Linked DNA regions of Mus musculus: region 1 is linked to region 2. The links are chromatin loops, found by intact Hi-C in ENCODE. Cell type or tissue: heart. All regions are shown on one strand.

What was found. Hi-C counts contacts between places; a loop is a spot of excess contacts. Peaks named below come from ENCODE experiments on the same cell type or tissue, not always from the same donor. Only the 100,000 strongest peaks of a DNase experiment are listed, where the experiment ranks them.
Region 1: a loop joins it to region 2, with 6 times the contacts of the local background. A loop is called at or near these places in 5 of 42 quality-filtered maps.

The regions. Positions count from the first base shown.
Region 1 is chr2:71,749,560-71,754,559 of GRCm38, reverse strand. It overlaps Gm17250 (a long non-coding RNA gene), which reads left to right and starts at 4,055. Exons shown (of 5, transcript XR_866415.1): 1 at 4,055-4,549. In heart, no CTCF peak of the experiment used is centred here; DNase peaks (open chromatin) are centred at 2,579 and 3,099; H3K27ac peaks cover 1,545 bases.
Region 2 is chr2:71,670,588-71,675,587 of GRCm38, reverse strand. No RefSeq gene overlaps it. Among named protein-coding and RNA genes, the nearest start is that of Gm36909, 17 kb to the right of the region's middle. In heart, no CTCF peak of the experiment used is centred here; DNase peaks (open chromatin) are centred at 2,177, 4,507 and 4,997; H3K27ac peaks cover 3,286 bases.

The sequences.
Region 1 (5,000 bases), 79 kb before region 2:
AAGTCTTCTGGTCCTCACTATATTGCTTTTTTCATGATCCTTCTTACAATTTAGGAGAACCCTGGAGAGCAGGTTTCTGTCACTCTGTATGGACCTCCTCTGTCTGTTGATACTCCCTGGCACCTTGGCCACACTTGTGTCAGAGCTCATCAGACATTCCATTTTAGGTTTCCTTCCTCCTGGAGAGTGAAGACCTGCCCTTTTCATCCTGAGTTTCTCATGCTTCATACAATAGCTAAGCCCTTATAGGTGTTCAATAATGTAAGCAGATGAAGGAGTAATTAATGAATGAACACAAAAGCATCCCAGAAATAGGACATATACTGTAGACTTTACTATTATGAGGCGTCTAAGCCTAGCTGAACAAAAGGTACAGGCTCATGGGGGCTCTCCAGAATTGAGCTTGATACCTTGATACATGTGTAAAATAAGCTTTACTACCACAGCATATTTGAAAGTATCATAACATTCAAATTACAAATGTGTATTTCTGTGGCTATGAATATTATAAGCTGGGCATGGTGGTGCACGCCTTTAGTCCCAGCACTTGGGAGGCAGAGGCAGGCGGATTTCTGAGGCCAGCCTGGTCTATAGAGTGAGTCCCAGGACAGCCAACGCTACACAGAGAAACCCTGTCTCAAAAAACAAAAACAAAACAAAACAAAACTGAATATTACAAAGATATATAATAGTGATACTAAATATTAAAGCAACTATACTGGGTTATTCTAATCCAGAAACTTTCTTTTCATGGTAATCTCTATTATTCTCCGTGAAAAAAATGACTCTCCTGTAGTCTTATTTTTTTCGAAACCTACTTCATGAAGTTTATTAGAACTAAGAGTTCTTAAATGCTTCAATATCCCTTCTAGCCCACCAACCAAAGGTAGGGGAGAAGAAAGGTTAACAGGAAATGGGGGATGTGGACCTGTTTAGAAGTAGTTCTTTGGGGGCAATTTTAAACATAAGTCGATAGCAGTGTCTTGATCCAGAAGAAACTGTGAGGCTCTGCCAAACTGGCACAAGCCTGGTGCTTTTTTCTCTATAAAGTCACAACAAGCAAAGATCAGAAAAGACCAGCAAAGCATTGCAAGGTGAACTAATGCAAGAGTGTCCTCCGTTTGTGGGGACATTGTGGGGACATGTGTCCTCTCAAGCATCTGCTCCAGCAAAACACTATCTGCTCTTTCACAAGACAGCTTCCTGAAAAACATCACATGACACAACGGAGTCTAGGAGTTTCCACTTCGCCCCTTTTCCCCAAACACTGTCAAAAGCTATCACTACTTACATGGCAAATAATTATTCCTCACAATGACAGGTCATGATTTTGGTCCTTACTCCCCACAGAAAAAACACATAGAATATGGCCAACTTAAGATGTACAGCGTGTGGGGTTGGAGAGATGGCTCAGTGGATAAGAACACTTATTGCTCTTGCAGAAGACCTGGATTCAGTTCCAAATATCAGCATGGCAGCTCACAGCTGTCTGTAATTCCTCAAGTCCCAAGGGATCCAACATCCTCTTCTGGCCTTCAGGGATATAGGCTCATATATCCAGGCAAAGGAAAATACTCATATACATAAAATAGAACAAATAAACCTAAAATATTTTTTAAAAAGAATATTTGAAGTAATTGGAGGTACTGCTCATGTTGGACATCATGTTTTAATCCAAAGACTTCTCATAGTTGGTAAAGTTCTGTCCTTGTTACTAAAATTCCTTCCACAGGAGAGACATAGAGCAACATCTATCCCTTTCAAAGTTCTAAAGATAAACTGAGACACAATTCTGCCAAACGTTATTCTAGAGAACCAATTAATTTACTGGGCTTTCTTAGGTAAGGGGCTACTTACAGGAGTGTGGCCTTCCTCCCCCAGTAGGTTGAATCTACTAGGGATGAGGGCTTCTTTGTAACCACATAGATGGTATCATCCCTGGTCTCTACCAGCTCAGCGCCTGCCCAGACTTGTGCAGCCTTGATAAGCAGTAGGGAGTATCTGGATACTAAGAAGAAAATTTCATGCCCTGCTTGGTGCCTATGGGCTAGTGTGTACAGCTGGATGGTCTTTAGCAAGGGAGCACTCCCCAAGATGGCCATTGCTTGGCTTGGAAGATGGTCAGAGGAGAGTCCTCAGTTGCCTGCTCAGGCACAGCTAGCAAGTTAGGAGCTGGCATGAATCTGCATCAGTCTTCTCCACATCAAAGGGGATTTTTAAAAGCAAGGCTTAGAGGACTTAAGTTTTCTTCCTATTTTTTTTTTATTCACTGTGAAAATGGAAAGGTGTTGTTGTTGATGCTATTGCTAAAGTACCATTATAGGATTAAGAGAGAGAGAAAAAAAGGCAAAGGCTGAGTAATTGTTTATGTAATTATTTATGGCTTATCTAAGATCAAACATTTTTAGGCCCTCTGAAGCAAAAGGGAAGCGGTTGTTTCCTGTACACCAACTTGCTTTGTCACAGTCCACAATTTGAAGACCATAATAAGCAGTAGAGGACATGATGACTTCTCCCCTGGGAGAGGGGTAATTCCTTAAAGATCCTGGACTGAGTTATTTGGTTCTGAAAGGGGCCCAGGTTTCCTTCCCTGTGACCATCATGGTGCCGAAGACACTTAATGGGAGGGAAGCTCTGCTATTTCCAATGCTGGTGGAAGTTCAGTCCTTAGTACAGGAACACTGGGGCTTTGGAGTCTGCAGAGCTGGTGGGAACCAGCCGATTGCTGTAAAGCAGATGTCAGCCCGACGCCACCTCCAGTCTTTCAGGCTGGGTCTTGTGGGAACTGTGTCCTGAGAAAGTGATGAGGGTTAAAGTTCAACAGTGCCTCATGGCCTGGGTTTGAAGTTTAGGGTTTGTAAGGCACCGCCCAGATCCAGAGCAGTGCTCAAAGGATGAGAAACTGAGGGGACAGGAAGGCCAGTGTGACCTCTGCTCACTTTTGCAGTATGCAATTCTGCTCAGCTCTCCAGCCATAGGCCACTCCGCACAAACGACCCTCCCACGGCATATAACCACGTGACCGGGTAGGTTGTGAGAGACCATCCACAGAGCCAATCAGAGCCTCCGTCTCCCGTTCCATTGTGCACCCTTGCCTGGTCTCTGAAGAAACTAGATTTTCTCTGCTCTCTTCAGGGGCTTTCCACACACTTGGCCCTCTGCCTAGAGGACACAATTGCCCCATGCCACTTTGTACTTATTCAGAAATCACTTTTTATGGAATGAGTTTCCAGAGCCATGCTACACCCGCAAGACTGGATTAGATGCTCATCCCCCTAGCACCTTCACGGCTCCGTAGAAATAAAGCATAGTAGTTACTGTTTACCTCAGAAAACCCGGATAAGCTTTCAACCATCTTTATAATTTGTGGAACACTTCAAAAACAATCTTACTCAGAACCAACCGTAATAGAGCAGATGCTTTGAGGAGAAGACGGTGAAGAGGGACGCAATGCCGGATCCCATCTGTGGTACACCTACCCCAACTAAGAAGCACAGGTGGGGAGATGCACGTATCCTTGGGGGAATTTTACTATTTGTCATAGGAGGGGAAACCCAGAGATCTGCATCCGAGGAAAGGTAATAGGATGTTTTATGTAAAGGTTTCACATGTCAATTTTATAATTTTATAAGCCCCCTATACAAATCCTTTAAAAAGCTTTATATATAAACCATATATAAAACCTTTACATATAAAGCCTTTTAAAATTTGTCTACCTTATCTATTAAAATATCATTTCCAGGGCTGACAAGATGGCTCAAGACATAAAAGCGCTTTCCTGTCAAGCCTGAGTTTGATTCCCAGGAGACATATGGTGGAATAAGAACGAGCTCCCACAAACTATCTCCTACCTCCTACCTCCATGCATGTCCTTTTCCAAATAAATTAATACGAAGTATGAATTTCTTAAGGGCAATATCCCTGAACCAAAGAACACGTGGGACGGAACAGGAATGGATGAGTAATGAAGAGATCACACCACACGGACAAGCTGCTTTAGCACTAAAGGGCTAAGAGAACTGGGGCCGCAGACCTGGTTAAAAAACAAGCCTGGAAAAGGAGATTTTTTTTTTTTTTCTCAAAGAACCAAACAAAGGTGGCCAAGAATCTAACTGTAGAGTATTCAGAGCAGGTGCAGAGGCACACAGCAGCACGAGCGATCCCTGCCCAGAGCAGGGCTCGGTTTGAGGCCCAGGATGCACAGCGCGCTGTAAGGGTTTTCCGGAAAGTCAGCAGAAGGGACATTCCAAGCCTGACTTAGTGCTCAGAAGATTCTTATCTGTCTCTGACTTGAGTGGCTTTCTCAGACCAAAGAAAGAACACCAGCAATCTGAAACGAACTTAATTGGCCTGGACAGTGCCAATAGTAACATGCGTTGCCATGGTAGCTAATGCGCACACTCCTCAATCAATAATGCCGCCTTATCTGCCTTCTAAAGAAAGGATAAATGGAAAAAGGAAGGAAGGAAAGCCACCGGTCCTGCAAAGATTCCCATATCCTTGTGCTGTTACCTTTCTGGATTCTGCCCGTTGCCTGAAAAGCTGACAGGTAATTATTTGGTTCCCAAAGAGCAAACAACCCTCACTTGATCACAGGGGCTGCTGGCATCTTACAAGGAAACTTGCGCTCTGTTTGACCGCTGGAAGGTGGAGGGCATTTTGAGTCACCAGAGAGAATTGGGAGAATTATTCAGAGTCCATTCCTGATGACATAGGTAGTAATTACAGAAGAAGAAATGGAAACTCGAAAAGCTCTAAGAAATGAGTGCTGCCTTTAAAGGCGGCGGCGGGGAGGGGGGGGTGATCTTATCATATTTTACGGTGACATTACATGTGGATGCTTTTAAAACTTCTCTGGTGGAAATGATCTGGAATTGGGACTCCACTGAAGATTAAAGGGTTTGGGGCGGGAGAGGGGATGAACTTACGTCTTTGTTTCACTGGTTCGGCTCCAGCCTTTCTCCTTCATAGAAAACAGACACAGGGAAAAAAAGCTCTGA
Region 2 (5,000 bases):
CAGATCTTATAATAAACAAAATAATCTCTCTGGGAAGTCACCTGAGGAGTCTTGTATGGTTTAGTTGTGAAGTGATCAATCCCTCAGAAGGCTGGTGTATTAAAGGGTCAATCCCTTGTCCAGGGCACTACTTGAAAGTGATGAAATGACAAGGATGCTAAGCTCATAGGAGATTATGGCCATAAGGCTCAGGCTGACTGAAGCCTTTAGTTCTAGGTCCACTGCACAAGGATTGGTCAGCAGCCTCCACCTGTGGGGGAGATGAGGCGTTCAGGGCAGAGCTCAGCATTCCCTCATAGACCTGGCCACACGGCTGAGGGGTGTGAATGGGCAATCGGGCACTGGGGCTTAGCTGGAGGTACTAGATCACTGGAGGGGTGACGTGGTCAGTATATTGTCTCCTATCCATTCATTTGTTTGTTCATTCATCTCTCTCTCTCTCTGTCTCCCTTCTTCCTTCCCTACCTCCCTCTCTTCCTCCTTCCCTCTCTGACTCCTGTCTATGAGATGAGTACCTTTGCTCTGCCACATCCTTCTGTCCTGGTGTTTGTGTCTTGCCGTAGATCTGAGAGCAATGACACAAGCTGTTCATGGGCTGCAGCTGGGAAACCATGAACCCAAACAAACTCCTCCTGTCTTAGGTTGGTGTACTGGCTGGCTTTATGTGTCAACTTGACACAGGCTGAAGTTATCACCCAGAAAGGACCTTCAGCTGGGGAAATGCCTCCATGAGATCCAGCTGTAAGGCATTTTCTTAATTAGTGATCAAGGGGGGAGGGCCCCTTGTGGGTGGGACCATCTCTGGGCTGGTAGTCTTGGGTTCTATAAGAAAGCAGGCTGAGCAAGCCAGGGGAAGCAAGCCAGTAATGAACATCCCTCCATGGCCTCTGTATCAGCTCCTGCTTCCTGACCTGCTTGAGTTCCAGTCCTGACTTCCTTTGGTGATGAACAACAACTTGGAAGTGTAAGCTGAATAAACCCTTTCCTCCCCAACTTGCTTCTTGGTCATGATGTTTGTGCAGGAATAAAAACCCTGACTAAGACAGTTGGTTATCCCAGGTATTTGGTTACACACGTGTTACAGCTCAGGGCCTGTAACAAATGAATAATAGCCCAACCCCAGGGTCCCAGTCAGCCTCTTTGGGGAGGTGGAACTTGGATAGTGTGACAGCACTTATCCCATGACACCACAGGAGCTGGGGCAGGGCTTTAGGGAAGTGAGACACCGCTCAGGGGGTGGGAAAGCACAGTCTGGGATGTGGGAAACCTGGAGAGGGTTTGGGGCCCTCAGACCTGTGATGAGGCTGGGACCATGAGGTTCTCTGACTCTTGGACATCCAGGCACACTGAGAGTCACAGAAGAGCCAAGAACTGAGTTGAGAGCTGGAGGGCTGGGTCAGCATCTAGCCCAGACCTGAGGAAGGGGAGCTCTGCCTTGTTCCAGTGGTGATTGTCCTTAGCTTGGTGGAGGCAGGCTGGAAGCGCAGAGAGGCCTTCTACGGGAGAATTAAACTGCAGCTCTGTAGGTGGAGGCCTTCTTGGCTCCCCGCAGCCGGTCTTGATGAAAGACTCAGTCTACGGTTCTAAACTGTTTATTGACTGTTCATGGTGGAAAATTGGATGCATACTTAGCTGTACCCCTTCTCAGGGTGGACACGAGATTAAATACCTTTTGCAGGGAGAAATGTCTGGGAAGGGAAGTTTATTGGCTAAGCCCTCCAGGCCTCTAGGTACCTCATTAGCATGGAGAACTATGTGACCTATGGTGGGGAATATGGCACGTGTTCCAGGCCAGGAATTTGGCAGGGAGCTAGAAGTCGCCTAAGTCTCAGATGTGTGCCTACCAAGTTTCCGGGTCTCAACCTGCTCTACCTTACCAAGCTTCTGGGCATGCTTTTACCATCCCACAGGCCCCTCCCCATCCCCCCAAGAGGTACCAGGTCACCTAGGATGAAGTAGCCATGAGGACAGTGTCCCCAAGGGCCCATGTTATGCTGCTGGCCCAGGCAGGGCAGGGGAGGGGCTGGACTGTATTCCACCCCTCCCTGATAGAGGCAGGCAGGAGCTTGTGTAGTCCGCCCCGTGTGGGTCCAGGGTCCTACCCCACGTGTTTTCCCTTTCCTCACAGAGCTGCTTCCTTGGCAGCTCCGAGGAGGAAACCCCTGAGTAAACAGAGAACGCAATGTCGGCCCTGAGGTCTCTCCGAGCTGCACCCCAGGGACACAGCCCGGGGTCAGGCCTACATCCGGTCCTCATCCAGTCTCCAGTCAACCGCCGTGTTGTCTCCCTGGCATATTTCTTCTGACTGCATTTGCTCAGTCCTTGAAGGAAAAGCCGATGTCTTCAAACAGCAGAGCAGAGGAATTCTGAGGCAGATGTCCACCAAAGGCCAGAGCCCTCTGCCCTCCCTGCCGGAGAGGCCCTCCGCAGCCACGGAACAATGGCTGCAGTCACTCAGAGCACCCCACAGACTTCCAGGTTGGCTCCTTTTCAGCATCTGTGCTATTCAGAAGCCTCATTTTGTGTGATGGGTGTGGAGGAAACCAGAAGTAGCTGGCAGGAGACCCCCTAGACAGAAATGCTATTACCCTCTTTTTATAGATAGGGAAGTAAAGGTTTGGAGGTCACATAGCTAAGAACTGGTATTTAACCATTACCCTCTGTCCATATCAGGCTATTTAGGGTGCGTGGGGCTGGACCACAGACCAGGTCTACCAGCTGGAAAGCAAAGGCACTCTAACGATTCCCAAGTTCAAGGGCTTGTTTAAGAAATACTTGGCTTCTCTTTAGGAGCGGATCAAAGAAAGTAGTTTTTGGAAATATCAAAACACCACATCCTTTGACACTATTATTGCTGCTATTTTTAGTCCACATACCTAAGACTCAGTAGCAGTCTCTCCCATTTACAAGTTCATTCATAGGCAATTTATTCAATCTCTCACACGCCTCAAGTTTCCCATCCATGAAATGGGAAGAATATGAGCCCCTCTATCACAGGACGGTTAGGATTAACTCTTGAGTTATCATGCAAGCCTCTATATGGTGCCGAGCACTGTGTATCATAGATGATATCACTATCTGCATCCTTAGCCAGGTCTGCCACCTCCCCCCATCTCTCTTACTCTTTGTTTTTGTTTTTACCATTAATGACACCTTTATTTCAGAGCTCATTGCTTCAGACATGGGTGGGAATTGTGACTTCTTATTGCTGAGTCTCCTTTTAAAAGTCTTATTTTTTTATTATTATTTTATGCATACAAGTGTTTGCTTGCCTGCATGCATGGAAGTTTACCACATGTATACAGAGACCACAGAGGTCAGAGAAGGTGCCAGACTCCCTGGAACTGGGGTTTACATAGTTGTGAGCCATTTTGCGGGTCCTGGGAACCGAATCCAGACACTCTGTAAGAGCAACAAATGTTCTTTACTACTGATCTGCCACTACAAACCCTCATTGCTGAGACTTCAGGGCTCTTGTACGGGGCTTGGCACACAGCAGATGTGTAAAACACACACACATACACACACACACACACACACATACACACAAATATTAAAATGGTGCTTATTCTAAGAATAAGGCATTCAGGTTAATCACAAAGGTTATCTGGTTTTTATAAGATTTAAAAATCTGTATCCCTCCCACCTCATGCATCCTTGGGGATGATAAACAAGCACAAGGGTGCATCAGGATGAAGTTAAAAGAGCCATGAAGTGCTAGACACGTGACCATTCCCAAGAAGTAAATTCATGAGCATTGCCCAAAATCAATGGTTCTCAACCTGTGGGTCACGACCATTGGAAAACACACACTTATGATGGTCTTAAGAACTGAGACAGCTCAGTAGGAAATTACAGTTATAAAGTAGCAACAAAAATAAATTTATGATTGGGGGTCTGTAAGACCAATAGGGAATATGTGTTTTCCAAGTGGTCACACCCCACAGCCTGAGGACCACTGCCCTACCTGAAAATTTGTCAAGCAATCCCCATTGAGGGGAATGTTTAAAATTGAACATTTCAAAGACATATCCTCAAAATCAGAACATGATTAGCAACTGAGCACATACTGCATGCCGGGCACTGGGCCTACAAGGAGGTGTTTGGACAGACATGCTGCCTCTCATGGGGAGCACTGTTGTCTTAGAGAAGCAAAGACAGATGATTCTTAGGCAACATGTAGAGAGGTCCTCAGCGGCACACCTAGCGTCTTCACACTGCAGAAGAGGAGCCCCATCTGCAAGTGTGAGGGTTTTACAGTCGTCAGGGAGATTGGTCTAGATACGTTTTGACCTTCTCTCTTGAGCAGCCATGTTGATAGACACCAAGGATGACCACACACTTGGCTGAGCCACCCTACTGGGTGAGCAAGCATTGCCCCTGTTGAGGCATGGACAGGGCACTTCCTCTAATGTCAGCCAACAATCTTCTGCTCAGACAAAGCCAGGGCTGGCCCGACTGTCACAGGCCTCCCAGCAGCCCACAAACCCTCCCCACCGGTTCTATAAATAATAACTGGATGGCTTTAGTTCACCTTGACATGCTCAGTGCCCCCGGGGGAGGAGCATTAGTCTGCTGTGTTTGATGATTTCCTTCCTTCCACCCAGGCCTGGACGCCCTTCTGGTCATCATGGATTTGCTTCTGGTTGGGACTGGAAAGCTACTCCATACTTAGGCCATTGTTCAACATAAAGGAGATGGGTGGCCACTGGAACTATGGGTAATAATCTTTCTCGTGGAGATAAATAAGGGAGCCTGGGCGATAGACCAAGGTTCTCCTCTCTAAGGACAAATACTCCCGCTCTGGCCCCTCTAGGTAAATGTGGCTGCTGCCATGTGTGTCTCCTGCCCTAAGCAGGCCACCCAGCACTGCCAGGAACTCACCGAAGGGAACTAAAGCCAGCTATTCCATCTCAGGCTCTTGTGTTCTCAAGTCATTTCCTCCAGGCAGCCCTTGGGCTCTGAAGGGCTGTGCAGAGTGATCCCTTGGTCTGTCCCAG